Linked DNA regions of Homo sapiens: region 2 is linked to region 1. Evidence: read pairs that join two places in POLR2A ChIA-PET (ENCODE). Cell type or tissue: HepG2. All regions are shown on one strand. Each heading gives the region's core, and the rest is flanking DNA. Links, peaks and the distances in the headings are about the cores only.

Region 1 (2,912 bases), core at 268-2,767:
TCGAAGAATACCCAGAAACTGGGTGGTGGGATTGAAGAGATAGGGCAAGTTAACTTTTCACATTTTAACACTTTTTTTCCGATGAAGAAAGTTCTAATTTTACAAATATAAAAAGAATAATGTTGAAAATAACTTGCTTACCAAAAGGTAGGGAAAAAAGAAGCACTCTGGTTACAGAAAGGGCATTGACAAAAGAAAGTTTCCACTGAATTCTAAAATTGGCAGCAGCCTGTACACATTAAAAGAAACAGTCTACTGTGAAAGAACAGAATTTAACTGAGGTTCTGGGTTATGTACAATCCTATCAGAGATCTAGTAATTACTGACTTCTGAAAATATCCACCTTATCTGCACAGTAAAAGCACTAAGACTTTCATCTTCAGTTTCAAATACTGCTTTTTATTTTTAAAGTACTTAAAACCTATTGGATTTATGCAGTATTGAACTGAAAGGCAATCGAAATAATATAATTGAAATTTAAATTTCCATCACCTGGTGTTTCATTTTGATCATTTAATTTTTTTAATTGAGGATTAAAATAACACAAGAAATTTTAACATTTTAAAAATCTCAAATTCTCACCACCACAACACAAAGCAATACCAATTAAAGATCAAAATTCCAACATGAAGCAACTTTTAGAAAAAAATTTCTAAAGAGCAGATCAAAATTATAGCAAGACTTTGCCTGCTAAAGAGATTTAAAACTCAAACAAGAACACTTAAGCTGAGATTGACTAAGGGGACAAAGTCTATAGGCAAAAGGGACCAAAAAACAAAAGGGGACACTACTTTATGTCTGACCTTTCAGAAGTCACAACTTCTCAAATGCTGCCAGCAAAGAGCATTTTTTTTTTTTTAAGACGGAGTCTCACTCTGTCACCCAGGCTGGAGTGCAGTAGTGTTATCTCGGCTCACCGCAAGCTCTGCCTCCTGGGTTCACGCCATTCTCCCACCTCAGCCTCCCGAGTAGCTCGGACTACAGGCGCCCGCCACCATGCCTAGCTAATTTTGTTTTTGTATTTTTAGCAGAGACGGGGTCTCACCGTGTTAGCCAGGATGGTCTCGATCTCCTGACCTCGTGATCCACCCGCCTCGGCCTCCCAAAGTGCTGGGATTACAGGCATGAGCCACCGTGCCCGGCAAATGCTTAGTCATTTTAAAAAACAACTTGTCTATATGTTAAAATGAGAAACAGAACATTAATCTCCTTGGAAGTGTCAGAATAATACTCAGATGTTACTAGAAGGCAAACTGCCTGAAAAATCTAGTTTATCTTAATAATCAGATAAAACATTAAGAACATCACCATTCTAAGATTAATTCATTACTAGAACTGTTTATCAAGGGAGATTGTGAATGTGCTCACTATTATCTTTAACAGGTGAGACAGTCCTCTCAATGAGGACTAAACTCAGTTGTAAAGTAAGGAAAGACATCTATGATCCTTCTCCCACCAACATGCTGGAGATCCCTCTTCCAGAGTCTGCTCCCCACAATATCCCCAAATGGGAAGCAGATCCTGTAGAAAAAGAACTGGATTCAGGCTTACTGTGTGTGAGCCAAAGTAGTCAAGCGAGAGGGTCCCCAGTGCCTGTGGGCCCTAGCACAGCTTCACACAATAAATATCTCATACACTCTCCTAGTCCTGGTAGGTGAGCTGTCATTAATGACATAATAACACCCACATAATTCACCTGAATCCAGTCACGTCTCACCGTCTCCACTGCTATTCCCTAAGATCAAGGTCCATATGCTCTCAGCTGCCAGGTCTCTCCACATCTGCTGTTGACCCTCCCTTCATTCTCTACCCAGTGGTGTTTTTAAAACACATATCATAGCTTTCATCTGCTTAAAACCTTCCAAAGACCTCCCTGTCACATTTGGAAGAAAATCCAAACTCCTTCCCATGGCACACAGGCCCTGCCTGATAGGTCCCATTGCCCTCCAACCTCATCTACCCTTGGACAAAACTATAGCCCACATGGGCCTTCCTTCTGTCCTGTAGACAAGCCCAGCCCATTGCCATCTCAGTGGCATCTTTGCATTAGCTGCTCCCTCTACCCAGAACACTCTTCTCACTCAACTCACGTCACCTTTCACAATCTGAAATGATTTGCTTACTGTGCTGTCTGCTTCTATCACCACTAACTGCCCAGCTCCATGACAGCAGGAACCCTTTGTAGGAACCTCTGTGCCCATACTGTCTGGCACAGCGCCTGGCACAATCACAGGAGCTCAAGAGTTGATGAATGGTTAGAATTCACAATTATTGGTCTGGCACGGTGGCTCACTCCCGTAATCCCAGCACTTTGGGAGGCAGAGGCAGGTGGATCACAAGGTCAGGAGTTTGAGACCAGCCTGGCCAATATGGTTAAACCCCATCTCTACTAAAAATACAAAAATTAGCCGGGCATGGTGGCGGATACCTGTAATCCCAGCTAGTTGGGAGGCTGAGACAGAAGAATCGCTTGAACCCAGGAGGCAGAGGTTGCAGTGAGCTGAGATCGTGCCACTGCACTCCAGCCTGGGTGACAGAGCAAGACTCTGTCTCAAAAAAAAAAAAAAAAAAGAATTCACAATTTTTTTTAATCATTATGCATTTTTGCTCAACAAATAGATAGTGAAAGTGCAGCTACTATGTTTTAGGCAATTGTAGTTGTCTTTTAATGGGGTCCTAAATTAGAAAACAAAGTATTTGCAACTAATATCATAAAAAGAGCTAATTTCTTTTTTTTTTCTTTCTTTTTTTTTTTTTTTGAGATGGAGTCTTGCTCTGTCACTCAGGCTGGAATGCAGTGGCGTGAGCTCAGCTCACTGCAACCTTAATATTATTTTTAATCTTCAAACTAAGAAAGTCATTGACAAAACCAGAAAAAGGTATAAATATCTCATTTTTAAAAGCAAGATGAA
Region 2 (2,912 bases), core at 98-2,597, 280 kb after region 1:
ACCCAACCCTCACTCCCAAACAACTCTCTCCCTTTTGGCTTCCAAGGGTGTGACTGGCTGAAGGTTCAGGAATTCCTAGCGAGGGGAAAACTGCAGACCCTCAGGAAGCTGCCAGTGAGTGGGGGAACCTCCAACTCTGAAAGTGAATTCAGATCATAAAATTGCTTGGGACCATGTAGCCTCCACAGACTTCACTCGGAGCAGAGCCATCGCCTTCTGCGTCAGGGAGGGAGCACAAAGGCCTATGCTCATGTCTACAACCTCTGAAATGTGTGTGTGTGTGTGTGTGTGTGTGTGTGTGTGTGAGTGTGTGTGTGAAAGAGAGAGAGAGAGAGGCAGTGAGAGAGAGACTGGTTCCCATTTTCCAGGGCTGCTGTGGGAGGATGCCCCGGATGCCCCAGGACTACATTACCTGGGTCTCATAGGTGTCCCCAAACAGGCTGAGTGGTGTGCCTGCCTGCAGCTCCCTGTGGTGGCTGTCCAGCCAGGCATCCAGGGACATGGGCTCCATGATGGATCGTGTGCTCAGAGGGAATGGTGGCTCCTTGAGCAGCTGGTCTGCACCCACAGCATGACTATAGTCGGTGTCCTCAGGACCCAGCCCACCCAGCCCCAGTGGGCCCAGTTCCCAGGGGCCCCAGGTCTCAATTGCCAGAACAGGCTCTGTATCCAGCTCAATGATCAAGCAGCCATGTGGGAGGTACCATTGGCTGCCATCTTCTTAGTACCTTGAGGACTGGGCAGAGTATTCAAAAAGAGACTCCCCGGTCCCCTGGACCAAAACCCATCCTATTTTGGAAGGGGAGGGAGGGAAGGAGAAGGGCAGTTCCCAGCGGCCTCACCAGGGATGGGCTTTCCTGTTCTGTACTGCTCAGAGCTGAAGAACCTGCAAGGACGAACAGGGAGGAGCAGGAGTGGCGAGCACTCCCATCGGAGTGGCCAGCGACACACACATACACCACACTCACGGTCAGGTGCAGGTGCCCACACACACTCATGGGGCTCTCACACAGCTGTGTGTCTGCCATCCTTTCCCTCCCAGCGGGGCTGCTGCTCCCCCCTCCCCCCGGCCTGGCAGTGGGCTCTCTGGGCCAGGATCTCCACCCTGGGAGGGGAGACTTTCTCCCAGGGCATCAGGTGCTGATGCAGAGCCCCAGGAAAGCAAGAGGCAGGGGCTGGGCTGGGGGCTCACTCCTGGATGATGGGGGCCAACTGCGTGCCGAGGTCCTTGCAGTAGAACCACTTCTCAAACAGAACGTCCATGGTGTCGCCCACATAGTACCTGCCAGAGCAGAGGACAGGCAACCCTGCTGTCCCCATCTGGGTGGCTTCAGGGCAGCCCCACTCAGGCCTGGCTCTGCTTGTAGAAGTCCCTGCAGAGCCCTGCTGTCTGCTCACCCCTGTTACACACCCTAGTGGTCACTGGTCACTTAACACCTTGCTCTTCAGAAGCACACGTGCGCCCCCTGAGAGGGCTACTATCCCGAGAATTCACACGGCTCTCTCCGGTTCCCAAAACTAGACCCAAACTGGTTCCCAAAACTAGACAAAGCAGATAGAACTCTGAGACTCACAGAAGCTGAGCAATTTGCCAAGGATTACACAGCCTGTAAGTGGCGGAAGCAGGCCAGTCTCAAGACAATCTTAAAAACTTAGAGAGCATCTAATCGCAGTTCTTTTGTTTTTCGCAAAGAGGAAGCTGAGGCTGAGCCTGAAACCAGGGCCAGTGGCTGGACGCTCTGCTGGCCTGCAGTGCTCTAGGCCTGAGTGCACGGACACTTAAGAAACCAACATGGCCGGGCGCAGTGGCTCACGCCTGTAATCCCAGCACTTTGGGAGGCTGAGACGGGTAGATTACTTGAGGTCAGGAGTTCAAGACCAGCCTGGCCAACATGGTGAAACCCTGTCTCTACTAAAAATAATAATAATAATAAATAAATACAAAAAATAGCCAGGCATAACAAAAGATAGAAAAAAAATAGCCAGGCATGCTGGCAGGGGACTGTAATCCCAGCTACTTGGGAGGCCGAGGCAGGAGAATTGCTTGAACCGGGAAGCGGAGGTTGCAGTGAGCCAAGATTGCACCGCCGCATTCCAGCCTGGGTGACAGAACAAGACTCTGTCTCAAAAGTAAATAAATAAGTAAAAAAAAAAAAAAAAAGAAGCCAACACGCAGAAGATGTCCCCCAGTTTAGGGGTTCTTCTTCTTTCAGGGTCATGATTGCCTTTGAGAGTTGGAGCAAAGTTTTGGACCTCTTTTCTGGGGTAAGGCCCATGTACATGTACATATAGCCTTCAGTAGACCCCTAAAGCCCACCCCAGCCCCCAGCCTGGCTCAGTGAGCTCCTCCCCCGGCCTGAGGAGCACCTGGCAGGCTGGGATGGGCCCCAGGCCCCTGTGGGTGCTGCACATGGTGGGTGCCAGGAACGCCTGTTAACTGAATGCCTAATGCCCAAGCCCAGCTCCTGGGCCCAGGCCAGCTCTGTCTGCTCTTAAAAGAGATGTGGTCCCGCTGGTGGGAGATGCTTTACAGACACACAGTGCATCCACCCACTTGGCAGCCTAAATCCTATCCTGGGATGGAGCTGGCCACCAGAAAGCTTCATAACTGGATGGCAGTGCCCTCCGGGAACTGCCTTTGGAGTGGCATTTTAATGTTGAGTCCCTGGCTTTTATTAAAGGTCAAAAGCAGCCAGATGAAATGTGTTATTGAATTTGCTGTAAAATGATATTGAGGACACCATCCTCTCCATCAGACTCACTATATTAAAGTCCCTTGTGACAAATTTTTTCTAGAAGATAAGACCACGTGTCTGTCTCTACAACAGACTGTTACACAGTAAATGATTATGCAGCCATTGTGTTTTTTGAAAAGATTTAATAGTGTAAGAAATACTCGGCCGAATGTGGTG

What was found. Peaks named below come from ENCODE experiments on the same cell type or tissue, not always from the same donor. Only the 100,000 strongest peaks of a DNase experiment are listed, where the experiment ranks them.
Region 2: POLR2A ChIA-PET joins it to region 1 with 6 read pairs; 3 of 35 experiments call an interaction of 5 or more read pairs at or near these places.

Annotation. Positions count from the first base shown.
Region 1 is chr2:42,484,604-42,487,515 of GRCh38, forward strand. All of the region lies in intron 1 of KCNG3 (potassium voltage-gated channel modifier subfamily G member 3), which reads right to left. Among named protein-coding and RNA genes, the nearest start is that of KCNG3, 7.9 kb to the right of the region's middle. In HepG2, for the core only: no CTCF peak of the experiment used is centred there; a DNase peak (open chromatin) is centred at 1,728.
Region 2 is chr2:42,769,301-42,772,212 of GRCh38, forward strand. HAAO (3-hydroxyanthranilate 3,4-dioxygenase) reads right to left here. Exons shown (of 10, transcript NM_012205.3): 5 at 1,193-1,282; 6 at 843-886; 7 at 413-558. Among named protein-coding and RNA genes, the nearest start is that of OXER1, 6.6 kb to the left of the region's middle. In HepG2, for the core only: a CTCF peak has its summit at 1,446; a DNase peak (open chromatin) is centred at 1,431.